2 separate regions of the Homo sapiens genome follow, and region 2 is linked to region 1. A link is an interaction called in ENCODE POLR2A ChIA-PET data of the cell type or tissue named here. Cell type or tissue: PC-9. All regions are shown on one strand. Each heading gives the region's core, and the rest is flanking DNA. Links, peaks and the distances in the headings are about the cores only.

Region 1 (16,329 bases), core at 2,457-6,456:
ACAAGTTTAAAAGTTAAATTCACTTTGCAAATTCAGAGGCATTATCCATTGAGGTAATGATGAGATGACAAATCATAGAAATTGGAAGGATCAGGGAATAGAACCCCTAAGAATGGTTGAGAAAACTGAAGTAAATCTAAGAAGTAATCGCAATCCCAAATTTAATGTTGTTTTCCAAAGACAAAGCCAAAGGAAATTCTAACAGAAGAATGAAATCTAGCAATTTACTTTTAAACTTACAAAATGGTATGTAAAAATACCTTCTAAACTTTTGAATGCTATGCAAATATTAGTTATTAATTATTCCTTTAAGCTCTTTTCATCCTTTAAATCTTACCTTCTCAGCTATAAGAGGCCTTCAAGGTATGGCAGTATGTTTTATACGTTTTTATATGGCTACCACCGTCTGCAGCTCAAAACATTGCGTTCCCTGGCAATAATTATTAGTTGAATGAGAGAAAATATGGTGAGAAGATAATTTCTACTTACCACATATATTAAATTTAAATTCCTTTAATCTAAAAACAAATTATCTTTTACTTTTCCCTTTATTTTATTGTTACCTTTATACTGGATTAGGTTTGTTTCTGTCCATCTGTCCTTATTCTTCTTTGTATTCCAGTACAAATGGACTAACACCACTCTAATCATTCACTTTCTTTTTTTCTGCCAAGTACTAAACATGTTGATCTGATATCAAGGAGAGCACTACAGTTCTGTGTGAATGACACAATTTCAGACCAACGTAATTCATGCTAAACTGCCATGATTTCTTCCTGAAGTTTTCTTAGGAATTTATCTGAAGATATCTATATTTTAAAAAAGCATCTGCCTTCTTTCCTTTTGGTAAAAACTATTATAACCAAGAAGATTATGCTAAAGAAAAATAAGTGTTAACTAAATTATATTATTTTTAAAGCACTCATTTAGCTAAAATCTTGTGACTAATTATTTTTTCTTTATTCTCATTCAAAAGTACTAGGTTTCCTGGGAAGTTTTCTTACTGCTACCTTGTTTTGGCCTGGCTAATTTACTGTAAACTTAAGCCCAAATTACATCAATGTATAATCTGCATTTTAAAAATCATTCTTTAGAAAACAATTGTAGGAAATAATAACCTCAATCAGAATGCCTATACTGTGAGATCATTGAAGCTGAAAAATCCCCCTGCTCAAACTGGTGGCCCATTCAGCTTGCAACAAAATACTGTTCCTCGACTAGCAACTTGGGGGATGTCCTCAGGCCTATGACCACTCTAAGCACTTTTCATTATTGCATACTAAGAAAGAGTTAATTAAAAACATGATGACCCATCTAAATGAATCACCACTTGCCAACTGCAAGGACCTTTTTAATGGTGTTATTTGCACTTTATTCAGATGCTAGTGTCATAAAGCTGGCATTTGATAGGCAAGTCATAGGAGACTCATAGGCCTTTAAAGGGAATATCTTTCAAGAAGCATTACTCCTCCCAAATATTAAAGCTAGCTCCTTTTGAAGGGTCACATATTTTAAGTAATCTCAAATAACAAATACATTTGCATTTTCAAATATCAGGCAGTTAAATTATACACATGGTATTATGTAAATAATTTCCAGTCACAAGTACACATTTATTCAACTCAACAGATGTTTTTCTGATCACCCATTACAAATGAGCAGCTTCTGGATGATAAATATAGAGATAGAAATAAAGTCCTTGCCCTTAAAAGAGAAAGGATTGGGGAGTCTCTCGAGGGTACATTGGAATTCTCAGTAAGGACAAGGAAGGGTAGTCAGGTAGCCAGGACAATAGGCAGGTATACAATCCAAAGCCCAGGATGGGCGTGGTAGTTCACGCCTGTAATCCCAATACTTTGGGAGGCCAAGGCGGGCAGATCACCTGAGGTCAGGAGTTCAAGACCAGCCTGGTCAACATGGCGAAACCCTATCTCTACTAAAAATACAAAAATTAGCCAGGCATGGTGGTGGGTGCCTGTAATCCCAGCTACTTGGGAGGCTGAGGCAGGAGAATCACTTGAACCCGGGAAGCAGAGGTTGCAGTGAGCCAAGATCATGCCACTGCACTCCAGCCTGGGTGGCAGAGTAAGACTCCATCTCAAAAAAAAAAAAAAAAAAGGCTAGGATGTCTTTGAGGGGCCAGGCTCTGAGACCACACTCAAATATGGAGAGCACTGTGTGCCAGGGAAGTAATTTGACGTCTTGTTCTAGAAGTAAGAGGCAATTAATGAAGTATTTTAAGTAGGCAACTGATTTGCTTTTCCAGCTACATCCACGGTCATAAAAAAAATGCACACAAGTCACAAAAAATTAGGTACAAAAAAATTTGGTTAAATAAGCATTGATTAAGCACCCACTACCCTCAAATAATTAGTAAATATGTTTTTTTACTAATACAATAAATGTTTAAACTAATATAAGATACAAGGGATTTCATATGCTGGACACTGTGAAAGATTCATTGCAGCAAACACAAACTCTGCCTTCAAGGAATGTGATTTCCAGCTAAGAAGGCAAAGATATACCTAACTATTTCAACTTGCACTTATTTAAATAAAATGTACCTTATTGAGGAGAACCTGCATTTCGAATCAACATGGCACAGACAAATAAACTGGGGAAATTTTCAATTTAATAATTAATTTGTAGTATTCTTATTTGAATCTCTGCAAAATTTTATGCTATAGAAATTTTTAATTTTTGTGGGTACATAGTAGGTGTATAGATTTATGGGGTACATGAGATATTTTTATACAGCCATACAATGCATAATAATCACATCAGGGTAAATGGGATATCCATCACCTCAAGCATTTATCCATTCTTTGTGTTGCAAACAATTCAATTATATTATTTTAGCTATCTTAAGATGTGTAATAAATTATTGTTGACTGTGCTCTCCCTGTTATTCTATTTAATCATACTCATTCTATCTAACTATATTTTTGCACCCATTAACCATTCCCATTCTCCCCACCCCTGCCCAGCCTCTTCTAACCATCATTCTACACTCTGTGAGTTCAATTGTTTTAAATTTTTTACCTCCCACAAATAAGTGAGAACATGCAAAGTTTGTCTTTCTGTTCCTGGCTTAATTCACTTAACATATGACTTCCAGTTCCATTCATGTTTTTGCAGATGACAGGATTCCATTCTTTTCTATGAATGAATAGTACTCCATTGTGTATATGTACCACATTTTCTTTATCCATTCATCTGTTGATGGACACTTAGGTTGATTCCAAATATTGGCTATTGTGAGTAGTGCTGCAATAAACATGAGAGGACAGATATCTCTTTGATATAAGATTTCCTTTCTTTTGGGTATACGCTTAGCAGTAGAATTGCTGGATCATATTATGGTGGTTCTATTTTTAGTTTTATGAGGAACCTCCAAAACTGTTCTCCATAGTGGCTATACTAATTTACATTCCCACCAACAGTGTACAAAGGTTCTCTTTTCTCCACATTCTCACCAGCATTTGTTATTACTTGTCTTTTAGATAAAAGCCATTTTAACTGGGGAGAGATGATATCTCACTGTAGTTTTCATTTGTATTTCTCTGATGATCAATGATGTTGAGCATATTTTCATATACCTGTTTGCCATTTTTTTTTTTTTTTGAGACGGGGTTTTGCTCTTGTTGCCCAGGCTGGAGTGCAATGGCATAATCTTGGCTCACCACAACCTCCGCCTCCCAGGTTCAACCAATTTTCCTGCCTCAGCCTCCCAAGTAGCTGGGATTACAGGCATGCGCCACCATGCCCAGCTAATTTTTGTATTTTTAGTAGAAACAGGGTTTCTTCACATTGGTCAGGCTGGTCTCGAAATCCCAACCTCAGGTGATCCGCCTGCCTTGGCCTCCCAAAGTGCTGGGGTTGCAGGCGTGAGCCACTGCACCTGGCCTCCTGTTTGCCATTTTTATATCTCCTTTTGAGAAATGTCTATTCAGATCTTTTGCCCATTTTTAATCAAATTATTAAATTTCTCCTATAGAGTTATTTAAGCTCTTTATGTACTGTAGTTATTTATCCCTTGTCAGGCAGATAGTTTGCAAATATTTTCTCCCATTCTGTAGGTTGCCTCTTCACTTCGTTGATTGTTTCCTTTGCTGTGCAGACACTCTTTAACATGATGTAATCCCATTTGCCACTTTTGCTTTGGTTTCCTGTGCTTGTGAGGGTACTAATCAAGAAATCTTTGCCCAGTCCAATGTCCTAAAGAGTTTCCCCCAATATTTTCTTTTAGTAGTTTCATAGGTTCAGGTCTTAGAAATTTAAATCTTTACTCCATTTTGATTTGATTTTTGTGTATCACAACAGATGGGATCTAGTTTCATTCTTCTACATATGGGTATCCAGTTTTCCCAGCACCATTTATTGAAGAAACCATTCTTTCCCCAAAGTATGTTCTTGGCACCTTTGTTGAAAATGAGTTCACTGTAGATGTATGGATTAATTTCTATGTTCTCTATTCTGTTCCACTGGTCTATGTGTCTGTTTTTATGCCAGTACCCTGCTGTTTTGGTTAGCACAGCTCTGTAGTATAATTTGAAGTTGCATAACGTAATGCCTCCAGTTTCGTTCTTTTTTGCTCAGGATAGCTTTGGATATTCTGGGTCTTTTGTGGTTCCATATTAATTTTATGATTGTTTTCTCCATTTCTGTGAAGAATGTCATTGGTGTTTTGATAGGAACTGCATTAAATTTGTACATTACTTTGGGTGGTGTGGACATTTTAACAATATTGATTCTTCCAATCCATGAACATGGAATATCTTTCTATTTGTGTGTGTGTGTGTGTGTTTGTGTGTGTATGTGTGTGTCTTCTTCAGTTTCTTTCATCAGTATTTTATGGTTTTGATTGTAGAGAACTTCCACTTCTTTGGTTAATTCCCAAATATATTATTTTATATGTAGTTATTATAAATGGGATTACTTTCTTGATTTCTTTTTTAGATTGTTTGCTGTTGGCATATAGAAATGCTACTGATTTTTGTATGTTGATTTTGTATCCTGCAACTTTACTGAATTTGATTATCAGTTCTAATAGTTTTTTGGTGGCGTCTTTAGGTTTTTCCAAATATAAAATTATATCTTCTGCATGCAAAGATAATTTGACTTCTTCCTTTCCAATTCGGGTGCCCTTTATTCCCTTCTCTTGCCTGATTGCTGTAGATAGAACTTCCAGCACCATGTTGAACAACAGTTGTGAATGTGGACATCTTTTTCTTGTTCCAGATCTTACAGGAAAGGCCATTTTTTCCTCTCATCAGTTTTTCCCCATTCAGTATGATACTAGCTGTGAGTCTGTCATACATGGCTTTTATGGTGTTGAGGTATGTTCCTTCTATACCCAGTTTTTTGGGGGGTTTTTATCATAATGTTGAATTTTATCAAATGGTTTTTAGGCATCAGTTAAAATTATCATATAGTTTTTGTCCTTCATTCTGCTTATATGATGAATCACATTGATTTATTTACTTATGTTGAACCATCTTTGCATATCTGGGATAAATCCCACATGGTCATGATGAATGCTGTTTTTAATGTGCTGTTGGATTCTGTTTGCTAGTATTTTATTGAGGATTTTCACATGAATATTCATCAGAAATATTGACCTGTAGTTTTCTTTTCTTGATGTGTCCTTGTCTGGTTTTGGTATCAGGATAGTATTGGTTTTATAGAATAAGTTTGGAAGTATTCCCTCCTTCTCTATTTTTTGGAATAGTTTGAGAAGCATTGGTATTCGTTCTTCTTTAAATATTTGGTGAAATTCACCAGTGAGGACATTGGATCTTGGACTTTCTTGGCTGGGAGATTCTTTATTATGGCTTCAATCTTGTTACTTGTTATTGCCCTATTCAGGTTTTGAATTTCATAAGCTTCAATCTTAGTAGGTTGTAGGTGTCTAGAAATTTGCCCAAGTCTTCTAGGTTTTCCAATTTATTGGCATATAGTTGCCCATGGTAGCCCCTAATGATCCTTTGAATTTCTGCAGTAACAGTTGTAATGTATCCTTTTTCATCTCTGAATTTATTTATCAGGGTCTTGTCTCTTTTTTCTTAGTCTGGCTAAGAGTTTCTCAATTTATCTTTTTAGAAAACAACTTTTTTCATTTTTTTTAAATTTTAATTTCATTTATCTCCGCTCTGATCTTCATTGTTTCTTTTCTTCACTAATTTTGGGTTTGGTTTGCTCTTGCTTTTCTAGTTTATAAAAATGCATTGTTAGATCATTTATTTGATTTTTTCTACTTTTTTGATGTAGGCGCTTATTGGTAAAAATGTTCCTTTTAGTACTGCTTTTGCTGTATCCCATAGATTTTGATATGTCTTGTTTCCATTTTCATTTGTTTCAAGACAGTTTTTAATTTGCTTCTTAGAGTTTTTACTGACCCACTGGTTATTTAGGAGCATATTGTTTAATTTCCACGTGATTGTATAGTTTCCAAAGTTCCTTTTGTTATTGATTTCTAGTTTTGCTCCACTGTGGTCAGAAAAGATACTTGATATGATTTCAATTTTTTGAATTTTTTAAGACTTGTTTTGTGGCTTAACATATGGTCTGTTTTTGAGAATAAGCCATGTGCTAAAGAGAAGAATGTGTATTCTTCAGCTGTTGGATAAAATATTCTGTAACTATCTATTAGATTCATTTGGCCTATAGTCCAGATTAAGTTCAACGTTTCTTTGTTGATTTTCTGTCTGGATGATCTCACCAATGCTGAAAGTTGGGTGTTGAAATCTCCAGCTATTATTGTATTGGGGTCTATCTCTCTTTAGCTCTAATATTATTTGCTTTCTATATCTGCATGCTGCAGTGTTGAGTGCATATATATATACAATTGTTATATCCTCTTGCTGAATTCACCTTTTTTATCATTATATCATGACCATCTTTTTCTCTTTTTGTGGACTTTGTCTTGAAATCTATTTTGTCTAGTATAAGTATAGCTTTTCCTGCTCTTTTTTGGCTCCCTTGGGATGGAATATCTTTTTCCATCCCTTTATTTTCAGTCTATGTGTGTCTTTATACATGAATTATGTTTCTTGTAGATATAGTTCACTGGGTCTTGTTTTTTTATATCCATTTAGCCACTATCTATGTCTTTTGATTAGAGAGTTTAGTACATTTACATTCAATGTTATTATTGATAAGTAAGGACTTATTCCTGGCCCTAGCCATACATTATTTCCAAAATAATAAATGGAAATTTTATTTCATATCCCAGTCTAACTTCCTAAACTGCACAGATTACAATAAGGGCTATATCCCATCTGGTACTGGAGCTTTTATGCTACGTGTTCTGACATTATCTTGGTGCCCAAAATTAAATGCCTGCCAAAGCAAAAGAGTCTCATACACCGAGATGTTTCTCTCTGCTTATTCCTTATTCACATTTTGTTCTTAGGTTTCCAGGCCAGGTCTCAACACTCCCATAACTGCATCACATTCTCTTTTTTTTTTTTTTTTTTTAGAGAGACGGAGTCTCGCTCCTTCTCCCAGGCCGGACTGCAGTGGCGCTATCTCGGCTCACTGCAAGCTCCGCCTCCCGGGTTCATGCCATTCTCCTGCCTCAGCCTCCCGAGTAGCTGGGATTACAGGCGCCCGCCACCGCGCCCGGCTAATTTTTTGTATTTTTAGTAGAGACGGGGTTTCACCGTGTTAGCCAAGATGGTCTGGATCTCCTGACCTCGTGATCCGTGCGCCTCGGCCTCCCAAAGTGCTGGGATTACAGGGGTGAGCCACCGCGCCCGGCCACCTGCATCACATTCTATATGCGGTTCATAAGCAAGTCTCAACCTCCCTGTCTCCCCATACCTCCCCAGCCATCATCTGCCTTGTCTCACATTTATTTAAATATCAAGTAAATTAGAGTGCACTTCAACCTCCTTACCCCCGAGGCCTATACCAATACTTCCACTTCATAACCAGGGAACTGATGCATCCTAAATAGTCCCCTGCACACTCTGCCAACCTTCTTCTGTGTGGAATTGCTTCTTTGAAATGGTCCATGCCCTCTTTTTGCCCCTCAATAGTTATATCTCTGATTTGGACTTACAATGTTACACTTGGGCTACATTTTTCCCTTTCCATTTCCTAGGCTGTAATCTTCATCCTTTTTTCACTTTGTCCTTTCTTATCCTTTTTCTCTATCTTACACTATGTCTTTCCTTACTCTTTAACACCATCCTTAGATTATCAATCCAGTTTAACTGGTTTTGTAAACGCTACAAAGGTAACCTCTTTGATTACCTCCCTCACTGCCAAATATATTTTCACAGAATAATGTTGGGCCTTACTGAGACCATGGTAAGGTGACAAAGCTTTCTCACAGTACACAAATCTCAATGTACTCCTTAAGACAAATTAGTGAAGGAGGTAATACTATTTCTAGTTTGACAATGTTAGCAATGACAACAATGTCAATAACAGCTAACACCATCTGACCATTTTAAGTCTCAAGCATGGACCTAGACACTTCATACACCTCATCTGACATGACCTTCATTACAATGCTACGAGTGGTAGTATTATCACCCTATTTAAAGAGCAGGAAGCTGAGACTAGTTAATTAACTTGCCTAAGGTCACATAACCATTAAGAAGCAGAGCCTGTGAGAATTCAGGGCTAATTCCATAGCTGAGGCTCCAGCCTATCTTAGGTCAATTCACTCCTTGAGCTGTGATTTCTTCCTTTGTTTAAAAGGAAGGAGGAGGAGGAGGAGAGAGAGAAAGAGGTCAGTGGAGGAGCTGAAGGAATCCTTCTTCAGTGGTTTGTATACGGATCAAGTCATATGTTAAGTGAATTAAGCATCAAGTGTCTAGTCTGTGTCAGGCCAGAATCAGTGACCTGTGGCTTGTAATTCCATCTACTTGGGAGGCTGAGGTGGGAGGATTGCTTGAGCCCAGGAATTCAAAGCTGCAAGGAACTAGGATAGTGCCACAGCACTCCAGCCTGGGTGACAGAGCCTTGCTCAATATCTTTTAAAAAAAAAAAAAAAAAGTGGAATTACTAAATCAAAAGCCAAAAACATTTACATTTTGATTATATTTTGCCAAATTGCCTTCCAAAAATGTTTCACCAGTTACTGTTTTCAATAGTCTATACTGTCATCAAAACTGGATATTAACAATCTTTTGAGTTTAGCCCATAGGATACAAAAAAATTATAGCTCGTTGTTTCAATTTAGATTACGGAGGTTGAGAATCTTTACATATGTATACTATTTTCATATGTTTGCCTAAAAATTGCCAGCCTGCCAGCACATATCCTTGGCTCATTTGTCTTTTTTGTTATAATTTTCTCGGTGATTTCTAAGAACTCTTTATTCTAGGGATATTAGTTATTTTTCCAGGTACCCATCTGCTCTTAGATCCATTCCTGTCTTTCCCCTGGGTTTGTGTGGGACGAGAGTTGGGGTGTGGAGCACTGGCCCTTGCAGACTCCTTTCCCAGTCAGTTGGCTTCCAGTTGAATCTGGACAAAGAGAGGCACTGGTGAGAGACTGGAAGGTATGGAAGGCACAAGGAGAGCTCCCTCAAAGATGCCTACTTCCCAGTCCCTGAAACCTGTGAACACATCATATTACATAGCAAAGGAGAATTGAGTTACAGATGGAATTATGTTTGCAAATCAGCTGACCTTAAAATGAGATTACCCTAGGTTTTCCAGGTAGTACCGATGTAATCACAAGGGAACTTAAAAGGTGATAGCATGAGAAGGATTTGACTGGCCATTGCTGCCTTTGAAAATAGAGGAAAGAGGAGCTAGGAAAGGTAGCCTCAAGAAACTGGAAAAGCCAAGGAAAATAGATTCTTCCCTAAAGCCTTGGAAAGAAATGCAGTTCTGACATCTTGTTTTTATCCCAGTGAGAGGCATTTCAGATTTCTGATCTCTAGAACTGTAAAAAAATAAATCTGTGTTGCTCCAAGTCAGCTAGTATGTAGTAATTTGTTATAGCAGCAATTAGGAAACTAATACAGAAGTCAAGAGGGAGGAAAGAGCTGGGACGTTTGCACTCCACCCCATCCTCTACTTCAAGCAGCATCTCTAACATCCACTGCATATTCCCTATGGCTTCTGCTGCCATCAGAGAGGGCTGTCTGGTTTTGGCTCCAGCAGGGCTCTGGGCACTGGGAACACTACATCCTCCTTTTTTCCTTCCAGTTTAGGGGCAAAGAGGCTACCTGCTGTTGATAACTTCTAAAGGGCTTATCAACCCCTTTTTTGCTTCTTTTCTCTTCCATCACCTCTGAGAACAATTCCTTTATTAGATTATCTTTGTTTCAGGAGTTTAGAGTGATCTCTCATTTCCTGGTTACACCCTGCCTGATATAGTCTGTCAAAAGTTTTGCTAGTATGTTTTCCCAATTTGATGTTTTTTTTAATGTTTTATGGTGTTTTTATGTCATTTAGAAAGTTTAAACGTGCATGTAATTTAAACTTACCAATTTTTCTGGTTTTTTTTTTGAGTTTTCATTAAAGTTGAAAAGCCTTTTCTCCTCCAAAATTAAAAAATAACCTATTATTTTATCAAAATTAAAACTTTTTACTGATAATGTATAATCACACAAGTATAAGTCTTAAGTGTATAGCTTGCTGAATTTTCACTAACTGTAAAACTTCTAGTCATATTGTAATTTTATTTTTTACATTTACAGTTGTAACATGTATGGATTTTATTTGAGTGTGCATGGAGTAAGATTGGAATTCAGGTTTGTTTTTGTTTTCCCTTCAATGACTAGCTATTCATAATGTTTGAGAATAGTAATCCATATTACTCCTATGGATTTGAAATTCTGCCTTTATCACACATTTAATTCATATAATTGATCAATTTCTGGACTCTGATCTATCTATTCCTGTGTTTGTATTTCACTGTTTCCTAATATTTTAATATGCAATTGTGCTAAACATCCTCCTCATCCTTATTACTCATCTTCGAAAAATAAACTGGTTTAAATGTTTACAATTACAAAAAGGCCTTGCCCTTGCAAGAAAGGGTGAGTCAATATCAAAAACAAGCTCTAGGCCAGGTAATGGAGTTAATAAATTATCTTGGGTAACTTTGTGCAGATGTTTGTCTTTCTATTGCCAGATTACCCAGGATTTGGCACATGTAAATATTCAGTAAATGAGTGGTTCCCAAGCCTGGCTAAGCATTAAAAGCATATCAAACACACATTTTGGCTAAATTCCAACAGGTAGAGTATTACAACCAATATTCATCAGAACTCATGGTCAGACCTGGATTGTCATAGATTGAAATTCTGGCATACAAGAATAAATCTGAATTTTTCATTAAAAATTGTTTCAATTTAGTTATTTAAAATTTTAGGACTGGACACAGTGGCTAATGCCTGTAATTCCAGCACTGTGGGAGGCCAAGGCAGGTGGATTGCTTGAGCCCAGGAGTTTGAGATCAGCCTGGGCAACATGGCAAGATCCTGTCCTACAAAAAGTATGAAAATTAGCTGGGCATGGTGGTGTGTACCTGTAGTCTTAGCTACTCCAGAGGCTGAGATGGGAAGATCACTTGAGCCTGGGAAGTTGAGGCTGCAGTGAGCCATGATCTCGCCATTGTAGTCCAGCCTGAGTGACAGTGTGACCACTTCTCAGAAAAATAAATAAAATAAAATAAAATTTTAGAATTTGAATTTTTAAGTTTGACATTGTAGAGCAGAAAAAAATAATTTCTTAGCACTCTTGCCTGCTTCTTGGTCATTTTATGCATATTTTGCAATGCTAAATATATGCACGTGGTGACAGAAGTTAGAGAATTAGCAAGATACTTTTTTAGACTGGCCTTGTCAGGATAGGGTGCTGATGTAATATTGATCTTTTCCTGTAATATTGAAGTTTTTAAGCTTCCCTCCTTTTCCAAAGGAAATCGACCAGGGCAATGTCTCCATAGATTTAAAAATATATGGAATTGTCTCCTCAGAGCATTCTTTTAAAGTCTTTTGTTGTTTGATTAAAGAGAATATTGTGTTTCTCACTCGTTTCTTATTTTTTCATTTTCTATTATTTATTTATTTATTTACTGTGGCTTAATGAAGATAATTTCACATGGATATTATTATAATGATTTTGAACAATTTCTTCCCCCAAGAAATGTAGAAATGGTGGAATTGGCATCTCTCCTTTAACATCATCACACAATAGAAATAATTCCCAAATATGATTTTTTTCTTGAAAGACTAATTGTTGGCCAGGCGCGGTGGCTCACGCCCTTAATCCCAGCACTTTGAGAGGCTGAGGCGGGTGGATCACCTGAGGTCAGGAGTTTGAGACCAGCCTGACCAACATTGTGAAACCCCATCCCCAATAAAAATACAAAAATTAGGCAGGTATGGTGGTGCATGCCTGTAATCCCAGCTACTTGGGAGGCTAAGGCATGAGAATCACTTGAACCTAGGAGGCGGAGGAGGCGGAGCTTGCAGTGAGCTGAGATCGCACCATTGCACTCCTGCCTGGGCAACAAGAGTGAAACTCCATCTCAAAAAAAAAAAGAGAAAGAAAGATTAATTGTTTAATTAGAAAGAGATAACTAAAATTTAAATATAGTTGATAAACATTACTTTCTTTAGTGCAACAGATGTCAGTATTTCTAGTACTTCTACAAAAAAGTCAAGTTACAGAGAATATAATCTCAATTTTTCATCCTCATATTACTTGAAACTTTATGAGCATTTATTGGCATAAAAAAGATACAATATTCTTCCCAAACTCTTTTTCAATTTTTACTCTCAATATAGTTCACTGAGTTTTGGCTCACGATCCCTTTCTCTATCCTTAAAGCCAGCAACTTTGAATCTCTGATCATTCTTCAGTAACTTGCACATGTTTTGGTTATTCATAACTGAGAAATTTTTTAAATAATATAGGGCAAAACAAAATCAAGTAAACTAAAATAGAAAGATCGCCAATGATTCTGATACAGGTAGTCCACAGACCAGGGTTTAGTAACCTCATCAATTGCTACTTGTTGAAGTAAGTGTGTTTTCTATTTGGTTCACTTGAGGAAGATCATAGTTAGGTGAATCAGTAATTGATAATTACTGAAATTCAGTTTTATTTTATTGTTATCATTTATCAGTTAAAAAATAATCTCTACTGTTACTTGGATTTTTTTCTTTATCTGCATTTTGCCCTGATTTGCTACTTTTTCACTCATAGTTTAGTGTGACTAATTAACTAATAGATACACACAAGGCTGACTTTTGCAATAAATTCTTACGTTCAATTACCCATCACTTATATAAGGCTAATCACTTGGACTGAACTCCTGAAGCCAGGAAGCCCAGTTCCACCATTGACACTTGCAAGGATGCAGGCATGATGCCAAAAGGGGAACAGTTGTCTAGGATAGTCTTGTAAAATCAAACCTGTTACACTGAAAATATTTTAGAAGTAAATGAAATATAATGCAATTCTGAGAGCCTAGAAAAAGGATTTATTTAAAGAAATGTGGACAGAAATGGGGAATCCAGAGAAAGTACTGTTTTGTCTGGGGAAGATACTGAATTGATTTATGCAGAGTTTGGGTTAATAGTTGGCTAGACATGGTGGCTCACGCCTGTAATCCCAGCATTTTGGGAGGCTGAGGCAGGCGGATCACAAGGTCAGGAGATCGAGACCATCCTGGCTAACACAGTGAAACCCCGTCTCTACTAAAAATACAAAAACAAAATCAGCCGGGCGTGGTGGCAGGTGCCTGTAGTCCCAGCTACTCGGGAGGCTGAGGCGGGAGAATGGTGTGAACCCAGGAGTCAGAGCTTTCAGTGAACTGAGATCGCGCCACTGCACTCCAGCCTGGGTGACAGAGCAAGACTCCATCATAAAAAAAAAAAAAAAAAAAGTTGGAGATTGTCTCTCAAATAGCAGAGTCTGAGCAGTCAGATGAAATGAGGAACTGAAATTTAAGAGAGCAGCAATGCTGCTGAGCACATGTGTTTAATAATCACCAAACACATTTGGAACCTTTATTAAATATACAGCTAAATATGCCTTACCACAGGCCAACATGTATACTAATGTCTCTCTCATAGAAGTATAAAGTGAAAATTCTCAGTAAGAAATGAGTAGAAATGAACTGAGGCTTTCTCTCTGAGAAATGTATTGTGAATACGGCTCTAACTGCAATTGTATCATTGACCCCTCTGAGCATATGTCATTGAATTGGCCTGTGGATTCCCAGAGGCTGAAGGAATAGGTAGAAAACAGTGTATTCAGCCCCTAGGTGACCACAGTGCAGCATCCTGGTAAACATCTGGTGATTTCTATGGCAATAAGAGATTTCTGGGAGGGTAGGATTTTTTTCTTTTTGTTTGTTTGTTTGTTTGTTTGTTTGAGACACAGTTTCGCTCTTGATGCCCAGGCTGGAGTGCAGTGGCACAATCTCAGCTCACTGCAAACTCCGCCTCCTGGGTTCAAGGGATTCCCCTGCCTCAGCCTCCCCAGTAGCTGGGACTATAGGTGTGCATCACCATGCCCGGCTAATTTTGTATTTTTAGTAGAGATGGGGGTTTCACCATGTTGGTCAGGCTGGTCTCGAACTCCTGACCTCAGATGATCCACCTGCCTCGGCCTCCCAAAGTGCTGGGATTACAGGCGTGAGCCACTGCGCCCAGCCGGTAGGATTTTATTCTTTACTATTGGCTCAATGGTAGCTTCAACTCTTTGTAGTTAGGTCATTCATTGATTAGAAAAACAGATGTATAACTTTGTGTGGGAACACTTAAAACAAGTCCTTTCTCTCACACACACACACCACACACACACAAAGAGGCTGCCTTCAAAAGTTAATCATTGACTAGAACCAGGAAGACAGCTCCCAGCTGCTCTCATTAATACAAATATGTACCTAAAGAAATCTACCTATCCCTGCATGATTCCCTGAAGCATTCATTGGGTGTGGAGGAAGAAATTGCTTCAGGCACTGAGTGATCTGACCCATGACCAGAAACCTGAATCCAGCAAAGGACAAAGTTGCGCACATTGCGTCAGATACAATTTCTGCCATTTACCAGGAAGAACTAGGGGAACCAGGAGAAGGGCCACCTGCTTGGGGCGGGTGAGTCCAGGCGCCCAGATGACTTGGGCCTTTTCTAAGAGTGACCGGAGGAATGCTACCGTGGGACTGTGCATTGAGGTAGCTGGTGATTTTCCTGTGCCTGTAAGGCCCAATGTAAAAGCTTTGCTTTGTCAGTAAACCCCCTTTTGCATCCAAGATGCTGGGAAATGTGGCTGTTGGCAACAGATATCAAACAGAATAATCCTGTTGCTGGGATGGTGATCTCTGCAGCCTGCTTTCACATTACTGAGAGGCTCAATGCATCTACTCAAAAGTACTTTCTGGATCCCTCCTGAAGTTCTTTGAACGCAGAGATATTCTGCGCTGTTCTGTGAGCCTCTAAGTGCTTCTTTATCAAGGGTGGGGGTCGGGGGAGCGCATGAAATGTGTCTGATGGAGGTGAGGGAAAGAAGAGCCAGAAAGTTCACTGGACTAGTGGATTAGAGGAGTGGTTCAATTTACTGTTATTTGAGGCAGCAGAGTCCCTTTTATTTTCCCAAATGAAATTTTATGCACAGCCATCACATAGAAAAGCAGAACTTTGTGTATTTGAGGCTGGATTTTGGGGATAAGCCTCCTGCTGGACTCTGAAAGTTGACTGTCTTGAATTTTGAAAACCACTACAATTGAGATTCATTCCTTTAAAATAGCAATTGTTCTCCTTTCAAGTTGAAAACCTGTGCAATGACTATGTCAAGCCAGAATCTATCCACAATTTAATGCCTCTTGGTATGAATTAGTTTAAATTAGATTTCTTTTTTTTCCTAATAACTGAAATAAATGCACTAAAGAATGTTAATGAAATAGAGGGAAAATAAAATTATTTTTGAAGCATGAGACACTGGTGACATAGGGAGACATATTAAAATGTCTTGGGAGGGGGTTTGAGCACTGGATTTGGTTAGCAGAGCTATACAGTAGAATACTGTAATCATGAGGAGTGACTTATTGCCACTTTCTGTGGCACTTATGCCATTTATTGCCTCTGTGACCTTGGTCAAGTTACTTGACCTCTCTGTGCCTTGGTTTCCTCATTTATAACATGACCTCATATCTTATAGGATTCTTTTGAGATTCAAATATATTGATTTTTTTTTAAGTCTTAGGACAATGTCTGACACATAGTAAGTACCTGTAAGTGTGCGAAGTAACCCTTTTTGAATCAGGGTTCATAAAACCTGTAGGTGTCTTTGCCTTAAATGTTACACACACTAAGGCAGTTACACAGAAGTTATCATTTCTCTGACA
Region 2 (16,329 bases), core at 8,009-12,008, 190 kb after region 1:
ATTACAAAAATGCCAAGGGCCCGCCTCTGTTTTGACAAATAAATAAAAGTTTAGCTTCATGTAGGCAAAGCGTCTGAAAAAATCAGGCCATGACTGTCAGGTAATGCCAAGCAGGCAATCTGGTGCATGGAACTGGCAGCTTGAATGCATGCCTTCCTGGTTCCCAGTTGCCTTGTCCTAGCATCATGAAATGGCAGCTTAACATTGGGGTTGGGGAAAGGAAGAGAACTATTCAGCAAGTTATTTTCTTTTTCTTTTTTTTTTTTATGTTTGTTTCTACCGCTTTATTTTTATTTATTTATTTACTTAGAGACACTAAAAAGGGTATACAGATTTTATGTGTACAGCTCAACGATCTGTGACAAAGCAAACACACTCCAGTAACCAGCATCCAGATCAAGTTACGGAGCGTTGCCAACACCCTAGAACTCACCCCTCATGCCCTCCTCTAATCACTGTACCTTCTCTCCACTCTCCAAAGCAGTGTAACACAGAGATTAGCTCTGTTTTCAAACAAGCAGTTGGAATGATACAATGTGTACATTTTGTGCCTGACTTCCTTTACTCAACATTACGTTTGTAAGATTTATCCATGTTACTATGTGGAGCTGTATTAGTTCATTTTCATTGTTGTATAATGCATTATATGACCAAATGACAATTATTTATCCTTTCTGCCAACAAACGTGTGCTGTTTCCACCTTGGGAATGTTTTAAATAGTTTTGCTATAAGCGTTGTTGCATACCTTCTGGTGCACATATATACACATTTCCATTAGGCATGTGTGTATATACTAGGAGTAGGATTTCTGGGTCATAGCGTATACATTTTCAACTTCTGTAAAGAGTACCAACCAGCTTTCAAAGTGTGTGTTGCAATTTATGCCTTTATCAGAAATGTATGAGAATTCCAGTTGCTTCTCATACTCACCAAGACTTAATTTTATCAGATAGTCTTTTTAACTTTAGCCATTCTGGAGTATATAGTACTATTTCAATATGGTTTTAATATGCATTTCCTTAATTAATAATGAAGTTTTACGTTTTTGTCCTTTATTGGCTATTTGAATATTCACTTTTATAAAATGCCTGCTCAAGTTTTTCACCCATTTTTATCTTGTGTTGATTTTCTAGGAGTCCTTTACATATTCTGTCCACAACCCCTTTGTCAGTTATAAGAGTAGCATACATGACTTGAGCCACAAAATATGTGTATAAATTTGAAATGTAAATTTCAACTGATTTCTTACAGGTTTAGTTACCATTTCAGTTTTATAGTATAGAACTAAGCTAAACAAAGTATTTTACAAATCTGTGATAAATAATTCTTAAATAGAAAGAGTACATTTTTTATTAAAATACATCTTCTAAAGACAAGAACAGGGCAAGTTTTTTTTTTAATTAGCTCCCTTATCCTTAAATGAATAAAATACCCAATGTTAAAAAGTCAGCAAGTTATTTTCCTGTTGCATTTGGATTTTGACTAGTATACAATTTTTCTTTTCTTTTTTTTTTTTTTTTTTTTTTTTTTTGAGAAAGAGTTTCACTCTTGTCACCCAGGCTGGAGTGCAATGGTTTGATCTTGGCTCATTGCAACCTCCACCTCCTGGGTTCAAGCGATTATCATGCCTCAGTCTCCTGAGTAGCTGGGATTACAGGCATGCACCACCAAGCCTAGTTAATTTCTTATTTTTCGTAGAGATGGGGTTTTACCATGTCAGCCAGGCTGGTCTCGAACACCTGACCTCAGGTGATCTGCGTGCCTTAGCCTCTAAAAATGCAGGTGTGCAAAAATTACAGATGTGATGTAAGGCAAATTTTGCAAATTGCAAATTTTGCAAATGCAAAAATTACAGGTGTGAGCCAGTGCGCCCAGCCATATATAACATTTTAAATCTCAGCTACAAAGTGTTTTCACATACATATTCTCAACTGATTTTTATAATCAATTTGAGATGCATTGTCAGTTTCATTTTACAAATGGAAAAAAAGGAAGCTGAGGCAAAGGTCAGGCAGTGAAACCAAAGCATCACAGCCAGTAGATCAAGCTGTAGGGTGGGATCCAAGTCTTCGTTTCTCTCGTTCTACTGTGTTGCAGCATGCTGTCAAGAGGATGCAGTCCTGGTCGGATCTTTAACAGGAATGATGATGGTGGTGCTGGAATTGTTGGCCCTTTTTCTGCTCTGCTCCTATGTAACATCTTCTTGGTTTTTGTTCCTTTCCCTCCCCTTCTGTTTCTTTCAGCTTGGATTCCTTAGCACCACCACAGCTCAGCCAGAACAGAAGGCCTCGAATCTCATTGGCACATACCGCCATGTTGACCGTGCCACCGGCCAGGTGCTAACCTGTGACAAGTGTCCAGCAGGAACCTATGTCTCTGAGCATTGTACCAACACAAGCCTGCGCGTCTGCAGCAGTTGCCCTGTGGGGACCTTTACCAGGCATGAGAATGGCATAGAGAAATGCCATGACTGTAGTCAGCCATGCCCATGGCCAATGATTGAGAAATTACCTTGTGCTGCCTTGACTGACCGAGAATGCACTTGCCCACCTGGCATGTTCCAGTCTAACGCTACCTGTGCCCCCCATACGGTGTGTCCTGTGGGTTGGGGTGTGCGGAAGAAAGGGACAGAGACTGAGGATGTGCGGTGTAAGCAGTGTGCTCGGGGTACCTTCTCAGATGTGCCTTCTAGTGTGATGAAATGCAAAGCATACACAGACTGTCTGAGTCAGAACCTGGTGGTGATCAAGCCGGGGACCAAGGAGACAGACAACGTCTGTGGCACACTCCCGTCCTTCTCCAGCTCCACCTCACCTTCCCCTGGCACAGCCATCTTTCCACGCCCTGAGCACATGGAAACCCATGAAGTCCCTTCCTCCACTTATGTTCCCAAAGGTAACTTAACCTCATGAATTATTTATTTGAGGAAGGCTTTGAGCCCAGTGGAGGTACCAAGAGTGGGCTTATACCAAAGATGTTTTCTCCATTTCGTGTATTCCAAAGTCACCCCTTGGAGAGAGGCCTTCATATGGTGGCTAATTAAATCTGGCTTTTTTGGACTTAATAGAAACATGTAGACTCAGAATTTTTCTGTTAGGGGAGATCAGATATCTAAAAACTAGGTCACATCAAGCTATAAAATATGAACCAAGAGAAACAAGGACAGCGTGTGACCTTATGTAAGTTACTTAACCTCTTCAGGCCTCAGTTTCAAACTTGTCAAACAAATGAATAATTTAGATGTTTAAGGTTCCTTCCAGATCAAAAGTTTTCCAACATGGAGTCAGTCCCAGGTAGACATAGCCAGGAGCAGAGAAGAGGGAGAAAGGAAGAAAATACCATTACATCCGGAAGCGAGAGATGAATTTTGAATCCAGGTGGGGCAAAGAATGGGTAGGAAAGTTAGAAGCTCAGGAAATAAGCAAATTTGTATCAGATTGAAGGTAACTAGCACTCATGTCTGGAAAATAATAACTTTATTTTTTCCAAATGATTTTAACTTTACTCCTTATATCAATTATTCAAGTTTTCCATCAGAACCTCAAGCAGAATATAAAATTTATCCTTTATTTTCAAATCCTTTTTGATTTAATGTAATTTTCATGAGATGATGACCAACTTGAGTTGTTCCTCCTAGTGTCCTCTCATGCATGATTACATTTAGCCTTCATGATAAGCCTGTGAAGACAGCCATCTTACAATTGCCAGTTGAAATGAAGAAACAGCCTCCAAGAGCTCAGATGGCCACTCTAGCTTTGCTTAGGCCAAGTCCTGTCTCTTGGGACTCAAAATTCCCATCTCTCATACTTCTTAATGAAAATTACTTATGGAGGCTTCTCTGAGAGAAGTCTGCTAAGCTGCCAGCCCAAATCTTGTTTAATCTTTTGATAACAGATGCTCTTATTTGCTGACCTGTCCTACCAAGTCTTTCACCAGTCAAATTTGCATTTGAATTCTTTTTTTTATCTTAGTCATATTCTCAGTTTTACCACTGCATCATAAAATAGTCAAAAGGTGGGAGAAGGAGGATGGACAAAATAATTAAATTTGAACTGGTTCTCTGAAAACTCAAAATAAGAATTGATTAGATCTCTGCACATATATGTGCCTGCTCAATATGTGAAGTACAGGAGAAGCTGCTGTCAAGCTCAGCTGTTGGATCCTTAAGGTTGCCCTTGGTTTTGGTGTAAGAATGTGAGTTTAGTGGTTCAGTTCCATTTTTGCCTTCCACATGAAGGTGCCATTAGGGTCTTTATGAAAATGTGCAACACAATTTATTCTTAAGCCCCAAGGGTCATCTTATCTTTGATTATCTGGCCTAGCTTGGAGATGACCAGGGAAAGGAGGGAATGTATAGATCCCCAAATATGGAAAAGCTCTTCCCCCCTCCTTACTCTTTTTTCTAGGCATGAACTCAACAGAATCCAACTCTTCTGCCTCTGTTAGACCAAAGGTACTGAGTAGCATCCAGGAAGGGACAGTCCCTGACAACACAAGCTCAGCAAGGGGGAAGGAAGACGTGAACAAGACCCTCCCAAACCTTCAGGTAGTCAACCACCAGCAAGGCCCCCACCACAGACACATCCTGAAGCTGCTGCCGTCCATGGAGGCCACTGGGGGCGAGAAGTCCAGCACGCCCATCAAGGGCCCCAAGAGGGGACATCCTAGACAGAACCTACACAAGCATTTTGACATCAATGAGCATTTGCCCTGGATGATTGTGCTTTTCCTGCTGCTGGTGCTTGTGGTGATTGTGGTGTGCAGTATCCGGAAAAGCTCGAGGACTCTGAAAAAGGGGCCCCGGCAGGATCCCAGTGCCATTGTGGAAAAGGCAGGGCTGAAGAAATCCATGACTCCAACCCAGAACCGGGAGAAATGGATCTACTACTGCAATGGCCATGGTGAGCCTTCTCTCTTCTCTCCTTGCTCACAGATCTCTCTACCACTTTTTCCCTAGTCCCTGTTTTCTGAAGGAATGGGAATGCGTAGTTTGTGGAATCTCCTTTGTAGACCAAACACTACTTGATCTAGTCGTGTTATAGAAAAAGAGATTGACCGTCTCATTAGAAGTAATGCATTCAGAGAGAATAATCTCTCTTCCTCCTTTTCCCCTGGTACCTTTAAAACAGAAGAATGTTGTGGAATCAGAGACCTGATTGACTCCTAGGGACTTTGTTTGACCTTGTCATTTAACAAATGAGAAATTTGAGTTTAGAGAGGTTTGGCAACATTGATCCAAACAAGAGGCTAGTTGTTTTTGAGGACAGATGGGACGAGACTCCTGACTGTTGGAGCACTTGCTTTTGCTATACGATTAGGCTGTGAAGCAAATGAAGGGGACAAAACCCAACTTGTCATAAGTTTGCCATTTTCAGTCAGAACCTTGCTTTTAGATTCCTAACAATTTCGTCACATATATATTTTCCCCACTTAAATTTTAGGATCCCATGTCTATCAGGAGGGTAGGATGGTCTTTTGGATTGTAGACCCCAGAAGCATAATATGTCGGTCATCATCTGAGCCTCAGCATTACATCTCTTTCCTGGTAGTCAGCATGTGTTGAATACAGGCTGGAATATTTTGGCCTTTCCTCTTTTGAGGGCAAAAAATAGCTTATAGAACTTGTCCCAGAGCTAAGTTTGATCTGAAGACTGCAGTTTTCAGACTGTGCAGTAACTTCTCTTTCTTTAAATCCTAAATGAAACTTCAGCCCAGTTTTGATAACCCCATTCAGGTGTGTCCTCTCCCCTCAAAGAGAAAGGGGTATATCTATTTTTCTAAAAAGCAGTTTGGCTTTTTGGGGTCTTACAAATATTTATACCATTTGGCGTGGCAATTCCATTCTTGTGAATATATCATAAAGGTATAATCAGAAACACTGAAACAAAGATATAAGCACAAAGATCTTAAACTTTTAACCCAACATCATGTCTCATAGAAATTGAAAATAACAGAAGGACAGTTTTAGGGAAAAACTAAGTAAATTATGGTATATTCATAGAATGGAATATTATGTTGACATTCAAGATTTTATGAAGTTTTTGATTTTAGCCAGGAAAGTGTTTATACTAGGTTAAAGGAAAAAAACAAACACCAAACTACATACTTTGTAGAATATAATCCCAACTCTCATTAAACTTGAGAATAAGACTGAATGGAAATATGCCAAAGTGACAATTTTTTTTCCCCAGTGTGGTGGGATTTATGTGTGGGTTTCTTTTTTCTTTATTAGTTTTCTGTACTTTCCCCAAGTTGTCTGTACTAAGTACATGCCACTTCTATAACGAAACGTTTAGAAAAAGTTAAAAAAGTCTTGCAACTCATTTTGCTTCCCCTTATTGATTTGTGTAAATCAAGTTTGTCCATCCCATGACCCAGGACAGCTTTGGCTTTGAATGCAGCCCGACACAAATTCATAAACTTTCTGAGGGTTTTTTTTTTTTATTTTTTTTTTGAGACAGAATTTAGCTCTTGTTGCTCAGGCTGGAGTGCAATGGTGTGATCTCAGCTCACCACAACTTCACCTCCCAGGTTCAAGCGATTCTCCTGCCTCAGCCTCCTGAGTAGCTGGGATTACAGGCATGTACCACCATGCCCAGCTAATTTTGTATTTTTACTAGAGATGGGGTTTCTCCATGTTGGTCAGGCTGGTCTTGAACTCCCAACCTCAGGTGATCCGCCCGCCTCGGCCTCCCAAAGTGCTGGGATTACAGGTGTGAGCCACCTTGCCCAGCGTTTTTTGTTTGTTTTTTTAGCTTATCAGCTATTATTGGTGTATTTTATGTGGCCCAAGACGATTCTTCTTCCAGTGTGGCTCAGGGAAGCCAAAAGATTGGACACCTATGATGTAGATGGTCAAAAGTCAAGTGAAAGTCGGGCAGAGGCAAACATCCTATTTGGGTCTTATCAGACTAAGCCTGCATAAACTTGAATAAGACAACTATTTACTGGAAGCCTGTCTGGGGAAAGCTTCAATTCCCCCTTCTTTTTAATTAAAAAAAAAAAAATCTTTTTATTTGTACATAATTCCAAACTTTTGAAAAGTTGCAGCAACAGTACAAAGAATACCTACATACCTGTGCCCACATTTATCTATTATTAACATATTGCTCTTTTGCTTTGTCATTTGCTCTCTCTACGTAAAAAATACACCTATTGGCCCAGGCGTGGTGGCTCATGCCTGTAATCCCAGCACTTTGGGAGGCCGAGGCATGCAGATCAACTGAGGTCAGGAGTTTGAGACCCGCCTGGCCAACATGGCGAAACCTCGTATCTACTAAAAATACAGTAATTAGCCAGGTATGGTGGCACACGCCTATAGTCCCAGTTTTTCGGGAGGCTAGGGCAGGAGAATCACTTGAACCTGGGAGGCGGAGGTTGCAGTGAGCCAGGATCGTGCCGCTGCACTCCGGCCTGGGCCACAGAGTGAGACTTCATCTCAAAAAAAAAAAAAATCACATATAGATTTTATATTGTAAAATATGTATTATAGAATAGCTTATTATATATTATATAACATGTAATATATAATATATAATTATGTGCATATATACACATACATACATGGAAAAAATAATTTTTCTTAATTATTTTATGGCCTTTTATCCCCTGATACTTTAGCATGTATTTCCTGACAATAAGACTGTTCTCTTCAGAAAACATACTACAGTTTTCAACCTTAATAAATTTAGCAGGGTTACAATCCTTTGCCTTTCATTTGCCAATATTGTATGTTGACCCAATAAGGCCCTTGGTAGATAATATACTTTTTTTTCTCTAGTGTAGGATCCAGTCTAGGATCAGAATTGCATTAAACTGCCCTGTAAGTGCCTAGTCAGGATATTTGTTCTGTTGCAGATTTACCCAATTAGTAGAAAACCATGTGAACATCCTGATAGATAATTAAATATCTGGAACTGTCCTCTCATTATTCACTTTATTACAAAAGCAACTCCATTCCTTTAGTAGTTGCATTTATAGATTATGGTCAGCTACATTTTTAAACTCTCTTTTGCAGTCTGGTTTTTAAAATTCTTGAGAACACAGCAAGTTGTAGAGTAAAAACTGGTCCAGCAGCAGAAAGCAATTTAATATAATGACCTTAGACGTTCTTATGACCATGGTAACCTTATAAACTACTATGCCTGTGTCCTTAAAACAATATCCTATTTTGTAAAAATAATGGAAGTGCCAAATCAAACAAAGCCTGATCCTACTCGTCTGTGAAAGCAGTACCACAGCAATATGCTTTTCAAACTAAATTACAGTAGTTTCATTGAGGCATAACTATCTCTTCCAATAGTTTAGGCTTGTTCCTCAGATTTTTGCATTGGGATATTTATATTTAAGGTGTTTTTCTAAGGAAAGTCTTTTCTTTCCAAATTGCTAGTCTCAAACATGCAACCGGGTAAAATCCTATTACAAAGAGAGGTTCTGTTTAGTAAAGCTATTCCAGGTGCTCAGAGAGGCCTCTAGAAACAGGGCTTTGTTGGTCTGATTGCATTGAGTTCTGGCCAGCAGATAATCCCGTATAATAAGATCTTTTCCTGGTCCTTGTCTATTTCACACTGAATTGTTCATGAGGATAAGGTGGGAGGGAAATGGCTTAGCCTTGGGTTGTTTTCTATCAGAGGTCTTCTAAAACCTCACTTATCCCTGCCTACCCTCAGTAGAACAAGCCATGCTCCTGGATGCCATATACATCCTCCAAACTTTGAAGCTAGGCCATTGGTTTCTGTCTTTCTTGCGAACAAAAACCTCTTTTATTATTCAGCTCTACTCATCCATCTTTGTCTACCATGGACTTATAGTTTTTAAAGCTGAACTCCAGAAAGCTACAATCCTACTTTCATGGAGTCCTAGTATTGGAAACATAAGAGGAGGCCTCGCATGGCTAGGAGATGGAAGAATAAAGGTGCTGTGGTATTTTGTACTCTTTCTTCCTTTCTGAAGTCAGAGCAATTTTATGTTTGGTAAATGTTGGTATATGTTTGGGGACTGGACTGTGATTTCACGTAATGTATCTATTTCAGCAACAGGAATTGGAAGTATCTTCAGAATGTTTACATATAAAAATATAGTTAAGAGGTTGAAGTGTCAGCCAGATAAGAATATTGTTAATACTCAATTTGTCATGCTTTTATCGTTTTCTGAAAATGTATTTCTTTTTGTTGTATAACCTCAATGTAATGGGGTAAGTGGAGGGGGAGGGTCCAAAAATTTCAATTTAATTAAAAATTAAGGATTTATGTGGATTCACATTAATTGAGAGGTTACGTGGAAAACATTTTTTTATTTGATCTGTTTTGTCACAAAAGAACAAAAGTAAAGATAGTAGAATTTAATCCCTATACAATTGGCCATACATTGCACTGAGAAAAGTCACCAATGATCTGCAAACAGCCACTTTGTTCATTTCCTTAGAGCTATGGAGGCTACAAAACTGTATTCCAGTCCCAATTGAAAAACAGGGTAGCTGAGAACAGAAACCAATTGCTGTTTGCTCATTGCAGTTTCTAATTTGTGCCGTTACTATTTCCCTTTTCCTTCTTTCTTCCTCTCCTTCCTCCCTTCCCTACTTTCCTATTATCCTTCTCTCCCCCATTCTTCCTCCCTCTTTAACTATTTGCAAAAAGTAGGAAGTCTTGTTCTCAGCAACTAGTGGGCCTAGAAATTTAGAGGGGAAGTTTGAAAAGCAGGTGAGGAGTAGGAATTGCCCTGAAAGTACTTATGGATGAAGAAGCTCTGCAAAGTGACAATAGGAACAAAACATCGGCAGTTTCTGGCTTGGATCATATTTCCTTTTTCCTTCAGACTGTGAAGAAAAGTGAGGGAAAAAAGGTGAGAGACAAAGGAATTGGGTATACCTCGTTTAAACCTGCTCAGTTTCTCTGCTCTGCCTTGAGGAGACACTGTAGTAAGCATTTGATAGAGACAGTGATCCCACTTCACGTAGTTACCTGAGGCACATGCCATAGATAGGCAGCATCTCCTTTAAATCAACTGCAACAGGGATTACGAAATCAGTTGGGGCAGGCATTATTTCTCAAGCAGATTGTTTTGTATCCTCTACAGCAAAAGGGCAAAGGTCTTATTCTGTAGAACTGGATTCTAAGATGCAATTTCTTCATTCCTTTAGCTCTCGCCATCTGTCACTGTTTAACTCTTTGTGGCTATGTGGTTTGTCTCCCCACATAGCTTCTAAGTTCTTAGAGAGAAGACATTGGGTCTTACTGTATGTCCCCTGTGCCTGGAATAGGGCTTGAGGAGGGGTGGTCCAGAGCTGAGCTAGCACATATGGTAACCACTAGCCTCATGAGCTATTTAATTTAAAACTAAGATTAACTGAAGTTAAAAATTCAGTTCCTCAGTTGCACCAGCCACATCTTAAGTACTCAGTAGCCGCACATAGCTTGTGGTTACCATATTGGATAGGACAGATAAAGGACATTGCCATCATCATACAAAGTTCTCTTGGATAGCACTGGTGTAAAGCATCCATAAACTAAGTAATCTACATATGCTTTTAAAGGCCAGATTGTTTTAAAGACATTGGATTGGTTTTTTTCTTGTTGATTTATACTGATGTTGGTGTTAGGGATTTAAACATAGAGACCTTCAGGTGGGTTCTTTATACTAAATTGCCATAGATGGTAAGAATTATTTTTCAGAGCTAAAGGAAGCTTCCATAATAGCACTGCTTTAAAATATGCAAAAACTGACTAGGAAAAGATTGCTGACATCCCTCATCTGATTTGCTTATTTCAAAGTGAAACACATCAGCCCATGGACACTGGAGAGCAGGGTGATGCCAAGAGAGAGAACCCTGCTAATTCAAAGGCCAAGGCAGCTTCGTAAATGCTTAGGTGCTCGTGTTTAACTAGTGTGGAAATGGATTAACCTTGTGCGTGGCGTTAGCAGACAAGCATGAGATGCTTGTAGGAGTAATGTGGTTGGGCTGAAGTGGGAGTGAGGGAGGCACAGGAGATGAAGCTTTTGGGTAAGAAAGAAGCATCATAGACTAGAAATTCATAAACCTGGGTTCTAAAATTCTGGATTTGCCATTTCCTAGTCATGGACTCTCAGTTAAAACCTTTTACTTCTCTGGGCCTCTGTTTATAATGTTAGAAAATTTTAAAAAATGCATTAGAATATGCAGTTAGGAACAAAGACTCTGGAGTCTGGTTTCCCTTTGCTTACCAGCTGCGTGAGCCAGGGCAAGTTACTTAACCACTCTGTGCTTTAGTTTCTTCATGTGTAATACAGGGATACTAATAGTACACAGGCTGTAGTGAGGATTACATACATGAGTGTGTGCCCAGTGCTTGGGACATTGCTGGCCACATGGTCCACAGTTCACAAGTGATAGCAGTGATGAGGACGAGGGTGCAAACGCTGGAGATGATGCAGAGGATGGATCATCATCATCCTCACCACTGACATCATCACCTCCTTCCTCTCTGGCAGTCTCAGTTTGTTTCCCGATTAAGTCACAGAAATGACCACTAGCAAGAAAGAAACATTCTCCTTTAAAATACTATACTTAGGGGTTGGGCGCAGTGGCTCACGCCTGTAATCCCAGCACTTTGGAGGCCGAGGCAGGCCGATCATTTGAGGTCAGTAGTTCAAGACCAGCCTGGCCAACTTGGCGAAACTCTGTCTCTACTAAAAATATAAAATTAACCAGGCGTGGTGGCGGGCGCCTGTAATCCCAGGTACTCAGGAGGCTGAGGCTGGGGAATCACTGGAACTCAGGAGGCAGAGGTTGCAGTGAGCCAAGATCGTGCCACTGTACTTCAGCCTGGGCAACAAGAGAAAAACTCCATCTCAAAAAAACAAAACAAAACAAAACAAAACCAAAAAAACTGTACTTAGGTAGGAGCAACACTGCCACCTTAAAGGAGCTTATTAGGAAGATGGGTTTCCCTCCATACCAGATATGATTATTAGCTTAATTAATTTACACATGTAGGCAGTGCTCTCTCAAATGGGCAGAGCCTCTGAGATCATCAAGCAAGACTCTTCAGTGGCTTTAGACTTGGATATAAATCTATGCTGTCCAAAACAATATTTTCCCTAAGCTATCTATACCATGGGTCAGCAAGTTAGGAGATATTTTAAGAGAATCTAGGAGATATTTTAGGATTATAGGCTGCAACTACTCCACTCTGTTTGAAAGTGTAGTAGTGTGAAAGTGGCCAGAGACACCATGTAAATTATGGGTGTGGCTGTGTTCCAACAAAGCTTTATTTGCAAGAACAGGTGGTTTGTCCTGCAGGTTGTCGCCTACCAGCATCTGGTCTATGCCATAGACTTGTCATCTCTTAGCAGCTTCTTCTCTTTCACCTTCTGCTGGCTTGCACAGCTTGGATAAACAGTTTGATTCTTGGAGGCTTTCTCGAATTTCAACAGTTCGAGCTCAGTTTTTCCTCTAGCAGTAACTATTTCTAAGTCTGCTGAAGGGGTAAGTAACAAAGGAGAACCATCAGCTATGAGTGGGAGCAAAAAAGGTGGCAGCTGTCCTTGTATTTTCTCTTAAAAATTGTTCTATGCTTCCTCCATCTCCTAACAGATGTCGGCTTTCACCAGGAGACTCCATCTTATGTATGGGTCCACCTCACAGGTGTACCTGCCATGTACCTGCTACAACTCATCTCTTTGCCAAACTGGAGCCATAGAGAAGAGAGGAGGGGGTCTGGGAGAGCTCAGGTTCAAATCCATTCAGCTACTAAAAGGCTGGATGATCTCAGGCAAGGCACTTTCTCTCTTTGGATCTCATCTTTCTTTGTAAAATCAGGAGACTTGAACCCATCACAGAAGGGCCACCAGATTTTGATCAGTGTGACAATTTATCTGTGCCTTACCTGAGTGTGCCTACTGTCTTCCTGGTGTCTATCAGGAAAAACACTGGCCTGAGGGGTCCTGCAATGTGCTGTAGGGTGGAGAACACTGCGCTGCCAGTCAGAGGGAAGAGGCCAGGCTCAATGCCAACCTCATGCCACTGAAGGATTGTGTGCTCACTGCAACATGAAAGAGCTTTCCCCCAGGCTTTTGAACGTGTGAGGGCAGGTTAGTGAAAATTTCTATTTAAATTAGGTCACAGGGTTGGGGGAAAACCAAGAGAATGTGTAATAACTCTGTGTGCTTTTAGGGAGAATGTGAGACATTTTTTTTTCTTTTTTTAAAATTACACTTTAAGCACTAGGGTACATGTGCACAACATGCAGATTTGATACATAGGTATACATGTGCCATGTTGGTTTGCTGCACCTATCAACTCATCATTTACATTAGGTATTTCTGCTAATGCTATCCTTCCCCGAGTCCGCCACCCCCCAACAGGCCCCGGTGGGTGATGTTCCCCACCCTGTGTCCAAGTAATCTCGTTGTTCAGTTCCCACCTATGAGTGAGAACATGCGGTGTTTGGTTTTCTGTCCTTGTGATAGTTTGCTGAGAATGATGGTTTCCAACTTCATCCATGTCCCTGTAAAGGACATGAACTCATCTTTTTTATGGCTGCATAGTATTCCATGGTGTATATGTGCCACATTTTTTTAATCCAGTCTATCATTGATGGACATTTGGGTTTTTTCCAGGTCTTTGCTATTGTGAATAGTGCTGCAATAAACATATGTGTGCATGTATCTTTATAGTAGCATGATTTATAATCCTTTGGGTGTATAACCAGTAATGGGATTGCTGGGTCAAATGATAATTCTAGTTCTAGATCCTTGAGGAATCGCCACACTGTCTTCCACAATGGTTGAACTAATTTACACTCCCACATTAGGAGTGGGAATATAGGAACATAAAAGCATTCCTATTTCTCCACATCCTCTCCAGTATCTGTTGTTTCCTGACTTTTTAATGATTGCCATTCTAACTGGAGTAAGATGGTATCTCATTGTGGTTTTGATTTGCATTTCTCTGATGACCAGTGATGATGAGCATTTTTTCATGTGTCTGTTGGCTGCATAGATGTCTTCTTTTGAGAAGTGTCTGTTCATATCCTTTGCCCACTTTTTGATGGGGTTGTTTGTTTTTTTCTTGTAAATTTGTTTCAGTTCTTTGTAGATTCTGGTTATTAGCCCTTTGTCTGATGGGTAGACTGCAAAAATTTTCTCCCATTCCGTAGGCTGCCTGTTCACTCTGATGATAGTTTCTTTTGCTGTGCAGAAGCTCTTTAGTTTAATTAGATCCCATTTGTCAATTTTGGCTTTTGTTGCCATTGCTTTTGGTGTTTTAGTCATGAAGTCCTTGCCCATGCCTATGTCCTGAATGGTATTGCCTAGGTTTTCTTCTAGAGTTTTTATGGTTTTAGGTCTAACATTAAATCTTTAATCCATGTTGAATTAATTTTTGTATAAGGTGTAAGGAAGGGATCCAGTTTCAGCTTTCTACATGTGGCTAGCCAGTTTTCCCAACACCATTTATTAAATAGGGAATCCTTTCCCCATTTCTTGTTTTTGTCAGGTTTGTCAAAGATCAGGTGGTTATAGATGTGTGTGGTGTTATTTCTGAGGCCTGTGTTCTGTTCCATTGGTCTATATATCTGTTTTGGTACCAGTACCATGCTATTTTGGTTACTATAGCCTTGTAGTATAGTTTGAAGTCAGGTAGCGTGATGCCTCCAGCTTTGTTCTTTTTGCTTAGGATTGTCTTGGCAATGCAGGCCCTTTTTTTGGTCCCATATGAACTTTAAAGTAGTTTTTTCCAATTCCGTGAAGAAAATCATTGGTAGCTTGATGGGGATGGCATTGAATCTATAAATTACTTTGGGCAGTATGGCCATTTTCACAATATTCATTCTTCCTATCCATGAGCATGGAATATTCTTCCAGTTATTTGTGTCCTCTTATTTCGTTGAGCAGTGTTTGTAGTTCTCCTTGAAGAGGTCCCTCACATCCCTTGTAAGTTGGATTCCTAGGTATTTTATTTTCTTTATAGCAATTGTGAATGGAAGTTCACTCATGATTTGGCTCTCATTTGTCTGTTAATGGTGTATAGGAATGCTTGTGATTTTTGCACATTGATTTTATATCCTCAGCTTAAGGAGATTTGGGGCTGAGATGATGGGATTTTCTAAATATATGGTCATGTCATCTGCAAACAGGGACAATTTGACTTCCTCATTTCGTAATTGAATACCCTTTATTTCTTTCTCTTGCCTGATTGCCCTGGCCAGAACTTCCAACTTTATGGTGAATAGGAGTGGTGAGAGAGGGCATCCTTGTCTTGTGCCATTTTTCAAAGGGAAAGTTTCCAGTTTTTGCCCATTCAGTATGATGTTGGCTGTGGGTTTGTCATCAATAGCACTTATTATTTTGAGATACATTCCATCAATACCTAGTTTATTGAGATTTTTTAGCATGAAGCGCTGTTGAATTTTGTCGAAGGCCTTTTCTGCATCTATTGAGATAATGTTGTTTTTGTCGTTGGTTCTGTTTATGTGATGGATTACATTTATTGATTTGCATATGTTGAACCAGCCTTGCATCCCAGGGATGAAGCTGACTTGATCATGGTGAATAAGCTTTTTGATGTACTGCTGGATTTGGTTTGCAAGTATTTTATTGAGGATTTTCCCATTGATGTTCATCAGGGATATTGGTCTAAAATTCTCTTTTTTTGTTGTGTCTCTGCCAGGCCTTGGTATCAAGATGATGCTGGCCTCATAAAATGAGTTAGGGAGGATTCCCTTTTTTTCTGTTGATTGGAATAGTTTCAGAAGGAATGGTACCAGCTCCTCTTTGTACTTCTGGTAGAATTTGGCTGTGAATCCATCTGGTCCTGGACATTTTTTGGTGGGTAGGCTATTAATTATTGCCTCAATTTCAGAGCCTGTTATTGGTCTATTCAGAGATTCAACTTCCTCCTGGTTTAATCTTAGGAGGGTGTATGTGTCCAGGAATCTATCCATTTCTTCTAGATTTTCTAATTTATTTGCATAGAGGTGTTTATAGTATTCTCTGATGGTAGTTTGTATTTCTGTGGGATCGGTGGTGATATCCCTTTTATCATTTTTTATTGCATCAATTTGATTCTTCTCTCTTCTTCTTTATTAGTCTTGCTAATGGTCTACCAATTTTATTGATCTTCTCAAAAAACCAGCTCCTGGATTCATTGATTTTTTGAAGGGTTCTTTGTGTCTTTATCTCTTTCAGTTCTGCTCTGATTTTGCTTTTTTCTTGCCTTCTGCTAGCTTTTGAATGTGTTTGCTCTTGCTTCTCTAGTTCTTTTAATTGTGATGTTAGGGTGTTGATTTTAGATCTTTCCTGCTTTCTCATGTGGGTGTTTAGTGCTATAAATTTCCCTCTACACACTGCTT

Evidence for each region. ChIA-PET counts read pairs that join two places held together with the same protein. Peaks named below come from ENCODE experiments on the same cell type or tissue, not always from the same donor. Only the 100,000 strongest peaks of a DNase experiment are listed, where the experiment ranks them.
Region 2: POLR2A ChIA-PET joins it to region 1 with 5 read pairs; 2 of 35 experiments call an interaction of 5 or more read pairs at or near these places.

The regions. Positions count from the first base shown.
Region 1 is chr6:47,459,005-47,475,333 of GRCh38, reverse strand. No RefSeq gene overlaps it. Among named protein-coding and RNA genes, the nearest start is that of CD2AP, 11 kb to the left of the region's middle. In PC-9, for the core only: no CTCF peak of the experiment used is centred there; no DNase peak of the experiment used is centred there.
Region 2 is chr6:47,272,511-47,288,839 of GRCh38, reverse strand. It overlaps TNFRSF21 (TNF receptor superfamily member 21), which reads left to right. Exons shown (of 6, transcript NM_014452.5): 2 at 2,245-2,896; 3 at 4,408-4,902. Among named protein-coding and RNA genes, the nearest start is that of TNFRSF21, 29 kb to the left of the region's middle. RefSeq lists an enhancer at 2,406-3,605. In PC-9, for the core only: no CTCF peak of the experiment used is centred there; a DNase peak (open chromatin) is centred at 10,039; H3K27ac peaks cover 3,801 bases.